3 separate regions of the Homo sapiens genome follow, and regions 2 and 3 are each linked to region 1. Evidence: read pairs that join two places in POLR2A ChIA-PET (ENCODE). Cell type or tissue: OCI-LY7. All regions are shown on one strand. Region 1 overlaps ARSB (arylsulfatase B). Region 2 overlaps LOC124900191 (a long non-coding RNA gene). Region 3 overlaps ARSB (arylsulfatase B).

Region 1 (4,000 bases):
AAAAAACAACCAAAGTCACTTCTCTGGTGTGGATTTAGAAAGGGTCTATATTTGTTCCCCCATTTATGTTCCAGAATTTAAAGAGGGTTGGGGTAAAAAGGATTTATGTGTAGAAGCTGTAATTTACCACTTTTAGTCTGTAGCCCCTTTTCTGTCCGGTTTGTTTGGCCTGCCATTCATTTCTACTGAGTTCTATTTGTTTTTTATCATTTCACAATTTATGAAGATCAGCAAAATTTCATTCTTCGCCAATAACCCATCTGACTTTCCCTGCCAGTGTGATGCCACCTTCACTTAATGATGTATGCATATTTACTTACAGTAAAACTTACTCACTTGGGCTAAGTGAGAAAAACACCCCAGCTGTCCCAGAAATTTGGTTCTTGAGGAGTTTTCTAAACTGGAAATTCTGTCGAGTATGTTTTTAATGTACAGGCAAGATTTAGGTTTAATTAGCAACTATCTTCAACTTTTGTACTTAAAAGTTCCTAAAAGTAGCTTGTTTATTTATTATGTAAATCAAATGTGTCTCTTAAAGCTTATTTACGCTAAAGTTCAGTTTATACTAAACATCTGATTGGCTGACCACTTCTTTATGGCTCACTCTAACAAAAGTTCAAAGGATCTCAAACTGAAAGTGAGGTTCAAGTCATTAAGGTCCTTCATGTGCCAGCTAGTCAGAGACCCAGAGCCCGTGAGTCCCCCTCCCAGATCAGCGCACCCAGGCCGCATCTGAGCGACTGCGCTGGTGCACATGTGGCTCAAATCTCCAGTCTGCTCATGGTTTTGAATGTCCCAACAACTGCAGGCTTTGGCCAAGGCCACCCTCTCATCTCGCTGTGTGGTAAGGGCTTACATATCCAGACGTGCATGTATGCACTGTTGTCTAGATTTTTGTTTTTAAAAATAATCGTGGACCTAAAAATAGTTTCTTCCTAAAATTAATTCCCTAAAATACACTGACTAGAAGCCCCACACTCTGAACTGATGCTTTAGTGAACCTCTTTGCTTAATTTTTGAAGATGAAAAAAGCCCCTAACAGCTGGGAAGTGGGGCTGTGCACAGCTGTTTTGGATGGCGCAGTGGTATGCCGTATGCCAGGCGTGTCCAATCTTCTGGCTTCCTTGAGCCACACTGGAAGAAGAAGAATTGTCTTGGGCCACACATAAAATACACTAACACTAATGACAGCTGATGAGCTAAAAAAAAAAAGAAATTGCAAGAAAACTCATAATGTTTTAAGAAAGCTTATGAATTTTCAGAAAGTTTACAGGCATGGTGGCTCACGCCTGTAATCCCAGCACTTTGGGAGGCTGAGGCGGGCAGATCACTTGAGGCCAGGAGTTCGAGACCAGCCGGGCCACTGTGGTAAAACCCCATCTCTACTAAAAATACAAAAATTAGCCAGGTGTGACGGTGCATGCCTGTAATCCCAGCTACTCAGGAGGCTGAGGCATGAGAAGCACTTGAACCCAGGAGGTGGAGGTTGCAGCGAGCCGAGATCGCATCACTGTACTCCAGCCTGGACGACAGAGTGAGAATCTGTCGCAAAAAAAAAAAAAAAAAGTTACGCATTCAAGGCCATCCTGGGCCACGTGCAGCCCGTGGGCCATGGGTTTGAATAAGCTTGCCCTATGCCATCACTCTAGTTCTGAAAAGTAACTCAGAGAAATCAATCACTGGCATTTCAATAGCCTTTAGAACAAGCTCTTTTTCTTATCTTATAAAGTCATTTAACCACTCTGAGTTCCTGTTTCCTTGTATGCAAAAATGAGAACCAAAATACTACCTAAATAGAATGAGTGTGAAGAGGAAATAAGATTCTACACGTAGTGAGCATTCTGTGCACCATAAGTGCACGGATTCTGGGTACAGGTCTCTTGAATTTCCACGGTGGTCGCCATAAGCCCAGGCAAATAGGTAAAACCAACTGACCAACTGAAAGAAATCATTTCAATATATGTTGAACCTATGGCCTCTGACTGACAGCTGTCAAGTCAAGGTGTGACCAACTGCTCAACCCTCTTATGACTGTGAGATCTGAACCAGCTGCAAAGGGAACGAGGTATTGTTAGAAAATTATGTGGGGAATATGTGGTAACATTTTCCCCACATAACCTGTAGTGGTATGCCACACTACAGGTCTGGCCAGAATTGTAAAAACAGAGTGCAATAGAACAGAGATTCCCAATTCTGGTTCTGCCTTGGGGTCACTGGAGCCTACAGTCCCTTTCATACCTGTCTTTGGTTCCCTTAGTCTAGCCCAGCTGAGCCCTGGCCTAACATAGGCTGCCTGAAATTACCATCTTCAGCAGCATCTGTTGCACTTATGATGGTCTTTGCACAGCTATTGCCCTAGGACAGTCCCACACAGGACTTCCTGCCTCACCAGGTAGCCCATGTCATGGATGGTCAGCTGGAGCAATTTGAAAGATCTCAAATGTGCCTCCTATAGTATCCATCCTATTATTTTCATGCTGCCTGCAGTGGGCACCTAGGAGACATTCAACTCCCACTCCTTAGAAGACAACGCTCTTTTTCCCACCTCCACACTTACCTTACACATAGTGGGGACAGGGAGGAGCAGGAAGTTTCTACTCTAATTGGCATTTTTATTTAAAATAGATTTTATAGCTAAATCAAATGTTTATGAGCATGGATGTACGCAGTTGGTCAGTGAATTTCAGAATGGAAGAAACAAAAAGATGTCTTCCCAACTGCTCGGGAATCAGAGTCTGGAAAGCAAGAGTAAGGAGACAGCAGAGAGCTGAGAAGTGTCTTGATCCTGTGGCCATGGTCCCCCCAAACTAAATTGATTTACTTCGTCAACAAATACTTCTTGAACTAGTCCTAGTTGCTGGGCACACAGCCAGGTGGAGGAAGGCAAGGAGACAAGCAGTGATGATCAATTTTGATGGGTGTTGTGGCTAGGGATGGGGGCTCTAGGAAGGCAAGGTGGGGACCTTGATTAGTCTAGGGAAAGGAGAAGATCTCCCTGAAGAAGTGATGTCTCAGATGAAACTGGAAGGCTGAATTGGCATTAGAAAGATTTCAATTTTTATTATTTTTTTTTTGAGGCGATGAGGCAAGTATGCGTGTGCTGGGGGCAGCATGGGAGGAAAGTGGAAAAGGAGAATAGTGATCTGGGCAGAGGCACAAAGCAACGTAGTACATTCTGTAGAGCCCGTACATTTAGGCCCCAGAAATTCTCAAGTTATATGGTTTCTGCTGCAACCTTAACTTGAGCATAAACATTTCTTTAGGCATTTCCAAATATCTAACCACACTGCTGGAATCAATCTCATCCTGTAGGAGTCTGCTTCTCAGGCTTACTATAAGCTGGGTATAGGTGCTGTAGTGGATTCTAAATTTGCTTGCTATTGATTTTATGAACTGATTTCTCATTCCTGGGCTTGCGGCTCTGTTAAAAAACAAAACAAAACCCACCAGGGTTCTTGGCTCAAAAGGGCAATTCTAATTCATATATCATTTTGGAAAAAAAAACACACAGAATGAATTCAATAGTCTTCAAGTGCACAAACATGAAATAAAATAAAAACATCCAGTGTTTATTGAGGCCAGTGAACTAACACTGAGTAGTAAGAGGGGAGGGTGTGTCCTAGTGTAGAAGCAAGAGTAAATGTGACCTGTCCTGAAATAGGAGCCTAAAGAATCTAACACAAGGCAAAGAAGACAGGACCGATAAGGGAGGCAAAAAGAAAACAGAAAACAAAGAAGAGAGGTGGGGTTGGGGAGAAAGGCAAAGGGAGAGGTGATAGGAAGGAGGAGGAGGGAGAGGAGGAAGAATGTTTTATCAGGCAGGATATTCGGGGAGTATTTACAAGCCAATTTTTTCTTTTTACCCTGTCTGTCTCACTGCTTGTCCAACTTTTCCAAAATTAGGTGAGGCCACTGGGGTGAGAGGGATAGAGTGAAGCTCAGAGTAACTAAGGCTCAAGCATCATTTAACGCCTGACTGTCATAGGCACTTACTAAACAT
Region 2 (4,000 bases), 100 kb before region 1:
AACACTAAAAGCAATGGCAACAAAAGCCAAAATTGATAAATGGGATCTAATTAAACTAAAGAGCTTCTGCACAGCAAAAGAAACTACCATCAGAGTGAACAGGCAACCTACAGAATGGGAGAAAATTTTTGCAATCTACTCATCTGACAAAGGGCTAATATCCAGAATCTACAAAGAACTCAAACAACTTTACAAGAAAAACACAAACAACCCCATCAAAAAGTGGGCAAAGGATGTGAACAGACACTTCTCAAAAGAAGACATTTATGCAGCCAAAAGACACATGAAAGAATGCTTATCATCACTGGCCATCAGAGAAATGCAAATCAAAACCACAATGAGATACCATGTCATACCAGTTAGAATGGTGATCGTTAAAAAGTCAGGAAACAACAGGTGCTGGAGAGGATGTGTAGAAATAGGAACACTTTTACTGTAAACTACTTCAACCATTGTGGAAGACAGTGTGGTGATTCCTCAAGGATCTAGAACTAGAAATACCATTTGACCCAGCCATCCCATTACTGGGTATCTACCCAAATGATTATAAATCATGCTGCTATAAAGACACATGCACACGTATGTTTACTGCAGCACTATTCACAATAGCAAAGACATGGAGGCAACCCAAATGTCCATCAACGATAGACTGGATTAAGAAAATGTGGCACATATACAGCATGGAATACTATGCAGCCATAAAAAAGGATGAGTTCATGTCCTTTGTAGGGACATGGATGAAGCTGGAAACCATCATTTTCAGCAAACTATCACAAGGACAAAAAACCAAACACCGCATGTTCTCACTCATAGGTGGTAATTGAACAATGAGAACACATGGACACAGGAAGGGGAACATCACACACCGTGGCCTGTTGTGGGGTGGGGTTGGGGAGGGATAGCATTAAGAGATATACCTAATGTAAATGATGAGTTAATGGGTGCAGGACACCAACATGGCACACATATACATATGTAACAAACCTGCATGTTGTGCACATGTACCCTAGAACTTGAAGTATAATAATAAAAAAAAGAAAAAGGAAATTACTAAAGGACATTATTATCTTATAATTTCTATTTTCTAATTAAATCATATCTTACAAAATTTATCCTTGGCCAGGTGCAGTGGCTCATGCCTGTAATCCCAGCACTTTTGGAGGCTGAGGCAGGTGGTTCATGAGGTCAGTAGTTCAAGACCAGCCTGGCCACGATGGTGAAACCCCGTCTCTACTAAAACTACAAAAATTAGCCAGGCGCAGTGGCAGGTGCCTGTAATCCCAGCAACTCAGGAGGCTGAGGCAGGAGAATCACTTGAACCAGGGCTGTGGAGATTGCAGTGAGCCGAGATCGTGTCACTACACTCCAGCTTGGGTCACAGAGTGAGACTCCATCTCAAAAAAAAAAAAAAAAAAAAATTCCTCTAAAACTTTCACTGGTGGTAAATATTTATATAATACTTGACAATTTATAATGTTCAGTTTTTCCTTTGACCTTTACAGCAACACTGTGAGAAAGGCAGGGTAAGAATGGCTACCTCCACCGCCACCCTGACCCCCATTTTACAAATTAGGAAACTGAAGTTAGAAATTCTAGAAAGAATGTAAAATGACTTGCTGGTTGTTCATTCTAAATAACTACAAATATCTTTTTTCAATGACAAAACGTCCTTTTTCAGCTTCCTGTGGTTTTCTTGAGTTCTAAATTATTACCCAAAAGAAACCCTAAAGAAGTGAAGTTCATAGTACATGTTCTCATATGTTTAAACCCTACTGCAACAAATACTATTATAAAGAAGTTAATGAAAATAATAAGAGTAACATGTTAATCATGATTATTATATATCAGGTAATGTATTAAGTGCTTTATGTGTTTCATCTCCTTTAATCCTTACGACTTCTCTAAGCAGAGAGGAATTATTATCTCTGTCTTACAAATAAGGGAAATACATTTGGAGAGATCTAGCCACTTGTCCAAAATCATGGACACAGTATTGTTGAATTTTGTAACAGACCCAGCTCAATCTGACTCCAAGCCCAGAACTCTTAAGAAGTGCTTTAAGGCCAGGCGCAGTGGCTCACGCCTGTAATCCCAGAACTTTGGGAGGCCAAGACGAGTGAATCACCTGAGGTCGGGAGTTTGAGATCAGCCTGACCAACATGGAGAAACCCTGTCTCTACTAAAAATACAAAATTAGCTGGGCATGGTGGCACATGCCCGTAATCCCAGCTACTGGAGAGGCTGAGGCAGGAGAATCGCTTGAACCCGGGAGGCGGAGGTTGCGGTGAGTGGAGATCGTGCCATTGCACTCCAGCTTGGACAACAAGAGCAAAACTCCATCTCAAAAAAAAAAAAAAAAAAAAAAAGAAGTGCTTTAACAAAACTAATTCTACATCTGTGCTGATGATGCAAAATAAAGGTATTTGTAGATCTCTCTACAAATAATTGTCTTTTTCAAAAAAATTCAGTAGTATATTGCTGGTGCAATTGCAAAATGATACTGCCACTTTGAAAAACAGCTGATCAATCTCTTGATTGACAAAGAGTAAGCATACACCTTGATAAAGGTAAGCATACACATAGCATATGACACAGCAATCCCATTCCTGGGTATTTCCTCAAGAGAAATGAAAACACATGTCTGCAGCAAGACCTGAGTTGGAATATTCATAGTAGCTTTATTCATGATAGCTCCAGACTGGAATAACCCAAATGTCTACTAACTGATGAATGGATAAAAATACAAAAATTAGCTGGGTGTGGTAGTGCATGCCTGTAATCCCAGCTACTCAGGAGGCTGAGGCAGGAGAATCATCTGAGCCTGGGAGGTGGAGGTTGCAGTGAGTCGAAATCTCACCACTGCACTCAAGCCTGGGCAACAGAGCGAGATTCTCAAAAAATAAAAAATAAAGGACAAGGAATGGAATTTCACGCAAAGAACTCCTCAAAACAATGCTTTCCAAGCTTAGGTGATATGGTTTGGCTCTGTGTCCCCACCCAAATCTCATTTTAATTGTAATCCCCAGGTGTTGAGGAAGGAACCTGGTGGGAGGTGATTGGATCATGGGGACAGTTTCCCCCATGCTGTTCTTGTGATAGTTGAGTGAGTTTTCACAAGATGTGATGGTTTTATAAATGGCAGTTTCCCCTGCACATTCACTCTCCCTCTCTCCTGCCATCTTGTAAAAAAGGGTCTGTTTCCCCTTCCACTGTGATTGTAAATTTCCTGAGGCCTCCCCAGCCATGCGGAATTGTGAGTCAATTACACTTCCTTTGTTTATAAATTACCCAGTCTCAGGTAGTATCTTTATAGCAGTGTGAAACCGGACTAATACACTAAGGGATGATGAGAACCCTTGGGAGAGGCTTATTCAAACTGCAGGTCCCTCTCTTGAAGATTCGGACTTAGGAGGTCCAGAACTCCTCTGTGGAGTCCAGGATTCTGCAGTTTAAATAGGCTTATGAGGGATTACAATCAGGGGAATTTGGGTAACAGTACAGAAAAACAAACCTGCTTATAACCAAGGAACCAGGCTATCCGGTGGGATTTATAGGGGTATTTGCCCAATCTGAATCTGTAATTTGAAGCTGCTTTAAGGACACACAACAAAGTCTCTTTATGATCCCTGTTATGAAGCAATTACTATTGCTCTGGGACTCAGCTGAGTCTCCTCCTGCAGGAGCTCCATTCAAAGTGGCTGATGTGCTGGGTGTGCCAGGACAAGACTAAAGAAGCTCCTGGCTTGTACAGATCCACTGTGGCCCTTCACAAGGTGGGTGTAAGGCAGAGTCTCAGCTGTTTTCTGAGCAGCAGCTTCCAAGCACACACTGAAGACACCCACCCAGCCTATGCCCCTTTATGAGGCTGAACCAGTGCCTCAAGTAGGAAAAAAGCTTAGAAACTGAAGGGAGAAGTACACTTAATATTCTCAAAACAGGTATTGATCTTTTTTAAAATTTCTTTTTTCAGGAAAACTTTAGCCAGGAGTAGAATGAACGT
Region 3 (4,000 bases), 110 kb after region 1:
TTTAACAAATAGAGTCATATAAATACCACCACAATCAGGATAGAACATTCTATCACTGTGATATAACTCCTTTGTACCACCTCTTTGTAGACAAATTGTACACCCAGCCTTAACCCCTGGCAACCACTGATGCTTCTCTGTCGTTAAGGTTTTGCTTTTTCCAGAATGTCATATAAAAAAATCATAGTGTGTGTAATCTTTTCAGTCTGGCTTCCTGCATTCAGCATAATGCATTTGTGATTCATCCATGCTAATGTGTGTATCAACAGTTCATTACACTACTGAGTAGTAGTCCACTGCACAGAAGTACCACATCTGTTTATCTATTTGCTAGTTGAAGGACATTTGGGTTTTTCAGTTTTTAGTAATTATCAATAAAGATGCTATAAATATATGGGTATTGTTTTTTGTGTGAACATGCTTTCATTCAATTTCATTCAATCCCATGAATGAGACTGCTGCTTTCAAGGTATTTTTTTTTTTCATCTTTAGTTTTCAGCAGTTCCATTATGATGCTGGTGTAGTTTTCTTTGAGTTTATCCTGTTTGGATTTCACTGAGCTTCTTGAATTTGTACATGTATCTTGCACCAAATTTGTGAAGTTTTCACACATTATTCCTTTATATATTTTTTCTACACTAATATTTCTGCTCTCTTTCTGGACTCTAATGACATAAATGCTAGACCTTTTGATATTATTCCATAGGTCCCTGCAGCACTGTTTTTCTTCCTTTTTTCTGTGTTTCAGGCTGTATAATTTTCTTTCTTTTCTTTCTTTCTTTTTTTTTTTTTTTTTTTTGAGAGAGGGTCTCACTCTGTTGCCCAGGCTGGAATGCAGTGGCGCTATCTCAGCTCACTGCAACCTCTGCCCTCCTGGGTTCAAGCAATTCTCCTGCCTCAGCCTCCTGAGTAGCTGGGACGACAGGCGTGTGCCACCACACCTGACTAATTTTTGTATTTTTTGGTAGAGATGGGGTTTCATCATGTTGGCCAGGCTGGTCTTGAACTCCTAGCCTTAAGCAATCTGCCCACCTCAGCCTCCCAAAGTGCTGGGATTACAGGCACGAGCCACCACGACCAGCCCAGACTGTATAATTTCTATTGATCTATCTTGAAGTTCACCGACTCTTCTTTATCAGCTCCATTCTGCTATTGGACCCATAGAGTTAATTTTAAATTTCAGATATTGTGTTTTTCAGTTCTATAATTTTCATTTGTTTTGTTTGTTCATTTGTTTGGCTTTAGTTTCTATTTCACTGCTATTTTTCCATTCATTTCAAGAGTGTTCAACTTTGTCTCATGGAGAATGGTTACAATAGCTGCATTAAAGTTTTTGTCTGACAACACCAATATTTGGATGATCATCTCAAATGAGCTCATCACAGCTGAAATAATCTATTTTTAGTCTTTTCCCTTGAGTACTGCTCGTATTTTCCTGTTTTTTTTTTTTTGTATAATGAGTAATTTTGGACTGTCTATTAGACATTTTGAATACCATGTTCTGAGCCTCTAGGTCTAGTTAAAATCCTCTCGAGGGTGTTGATGTTTGTTTGGTTAAGCAGAGAATCAACCTAGTGAGACTCAGACCACAAGTTTTGTCTCACCTTCTGTGGACAGTGGCTCTAATGTCAGTTTAGTTTTTAAAGCCTTTGCTATGAGGTTTGGGTTTGCCCAGCGCATGTGCCACTCAGGGGTTAATCTAGGACCTGGGCAGTGGTTCACATGGCAGTTGAGTTTTCGAAGCCTCTGCTTTGCTCCTTTGGGCCTGTGTGGCATATATGCACTTGGAGGTGAGCCTGGGGCTTAGCTCATACACAGAATCAGGGGATCCTCTTCTCCAGTTCTTCTCTCCCTTTAGATCCTTCAGATCCACCCCCAACCTCCGCTCCAGGGGCCCCTTTATGTGGTTTCTCTGATCAGAAAAACAGGTTTCTGTTAGGTTGTAGTTCCCCATTCTGTCATGCACTTCTGCATAACTGAGGTTGCCTTTGGGAGCAAAGTAGCAAAAAAAAAAAAAAAAAAAAAAAAAAAGAGGAAAATAACAGAGATTATCTCACACTCCGGTCAGAAATGTGGGTCTTCTTTTGAGATTTTAGGTGCCTGCACCCCACCACAACACCAATGCAGATCTTCAACTGGGGCCTGTCTTGGGGTAGAGTTAAGAAAGAAAAGGGAAAGAAAAAGAAAAAACAGTCTGGACACTGTGGCTCACACCAGCCAGGCAACATAGTGTGATCCAATCGCTAACCAAACATAAAAAATTAAAAAAAAAAAAAATTAGCCAAGTGTAGTGGTGCATGACTGCAGTCCCAGCTATTTGGGAAGCTAAGGCAGGAGGATCACTTGAGCCCAGGAGGTAGAGGCTGCAGTGAGCTATGGTTACACCACTGTACTCCAGCCTGGGCAACAGCGTGAGACTCAATCTCAAAAAATTAAAAGAAAAGAAAAAACAAATAAAATAGGAATTCCCCATATTCTTGAGCAAGAGCCCACTTTCCTAGACCTCTGGTTAGAAGTAGGAGGTTTCTCTTGGAGATGTTGCTGCCAGTGCCTGCTGCATAGTTCCATAATTCCATTGGCTCTTAGGTCAAAGCCAAGAGATAGAGGAGAGAAAATAAACCTCCAAAACTCACCACACAAGGGATTCATGAAGCTTTGACTTTATTCCCCATTCTCCATTCACCTGATTTTGTTTTCTTCTCTGTCCCTATTCTTATCATCCCTGCTGTTATATTAGGTTGGTGCAAAAGTAATTGCAGTTTTCGAAAACCTCAATTACTTTAGCACCAACCTAAGTACTTTTAAGAAGCCTCAGATAGTTGCTTTCAGTATTATCCAGAGTTTTTAATCAATGAGAAAGATATTTGTTGACTTCCTCCATCCTGGTGAGCACGGGAAGGTGGTGCCCATGATTTTAATGAGAATGGGCTAAGGGAACTTGTGATACTTGTCTTGATTTTTTTTAAACCTTCATCTGAATTGATACAGGAGCATACTTCATGTCAGGTAAGAATAAAAAAGGAAACAATTATTTGACACACCTTAATTAAGCACCTGCTAGGTGCCCGCTACTCTGGGAAAAGGCAACAGGGGTTCAACACATGGTCCCTGCTTTCGAGGGAGGCAACATCCACAGAAAGCATAGCCTATGTGAAAAAATACAAGACTGTACACAACTAAGGGCAAAAAAGATACAGAGAAAGGAAACAAGGTAAAAACTGGGGAATTAGAGGTGACACGGAGGCCGTTCAAGCCCCCAGCTAGACCTTGATGGAGAAGACAAGGCACTTTCCATCAGAGGGCAAGGGGATGGGGCGGGGTGATTATTATTCCAAAGTTGGCTTTGTACCTTTTTATTACACAGTGAGTTTGTTTTCCCAAAAGGAAAGAAAGAGACTGTTTCTAAGGGCATTTGATCACTCCTGACCCTGTTCTTCCCTCGCCTTCTCTCAACGTGGTGGAAAAGTGTTTCCAGGACTTTGGTTCAGAGTGAGGACTGGAGGCCCAGCCACACTGGAGTGAGTCATGAGATCTTTCCTGGGGAGTCTTGAATTACCACATACAAAACTCTCAGTAACTGTCGGAACTCAGCTGGTTGCTGGTTTTGCTTGCATGCTTTAGCTGCGTTAAAGCACTCGGTAGTTTATTTTTCATATTTTATTTGGGTTAATTCCTAAAAATCACAAAGGCAGCGCCTTCATGCTAGGACAGTATCTATTATATTTTTTAAAATTTTGTTAAGTATTCAGGAAGGCTTTGCGTGGACTGCTCCTGTTAGAAGACAACCACAAAGCGGGGGAGGCCACGGGTAGAGCGGTTGCACAGATGGCAAGTGTAAGCAAATAGCGGCCAAGTCCATTGTGAAGTTTCACTTGCAGCTGTGTGGAAAATACCTATGCTGGTGACTCAATGTCTTTGGATTTCTAGCTTTAAATTACAGCAGAGAAGACTCATTTTCAAGTGCTGAGCATATAGGGAGACTGGCAAATGTGGGCCAGTT

The links. Peaks named below come from ENCODE experiments on the same cell type or tissue, not always from the same donor. Only the 100,000 strongest peaks of a DNase experiment are listed, where the experiment ranks them.
Region 2: POLR2A ChIA-PET joins it to region 1 with 5 read pairs; 4 of 35 experiments call an interaction of 5 or more read pairs at or near these places.
Region 3: POLR2A ChIA-PET joins it to region 1 with 6 read pairs; 3 of 35 experiments call an interaction of 5 or more read pairs at or near these places.

What each region holds. Positions count from the first base shown.
Region 1 is chr5:78,790,830-78,794,829 of GRCh38, forward strand. The region is part of intron 6 of ARSB (arylsulfatase B); the gene reads right to left. Among named protein-coding and RNA genes, the nearest start is that of LHFPL2, 140 kb to the left of the region's middle. In OCI-LY7, no CTCF peak of the experiment used is centred here; a DNase peak (open chromatin) is centred at 1,782; H3K4me3 peaks cover 932 bases; H3K27ac peaks cover 692 bases.
Region 2 is chr5:78,687,041-78,691,040 of GRCh38, forward strand. All of the region lies in intron 4 of LOC124900191 (a long non-coding RNA gene), which reads right to left. Among named protein-coding and RNA genes, the nearest start is that of LHFPL2, 40 kb to the left of the region's middle. In OCI-LY7, no CTCF peak of the experiment used is centred here; no DNase peak of the experiment used is centred here; H3K27ac peaks cover 496 bases.
Region 3 is chr5:78,903,907-78,907,906 of GRCh38, forward strand. The region is part of intron 4 of ARSB (arylsulfatase B); the gene reads right to left. Among named protein-coding and RNA genes, the nearest start is that of ARSB, 79 kb to the right of the region's middle. In OCI-LY7, no CTCF peak of the experiment used is centred here; DNase peaks (open chromatin) are centred at 1,905 and 3,835.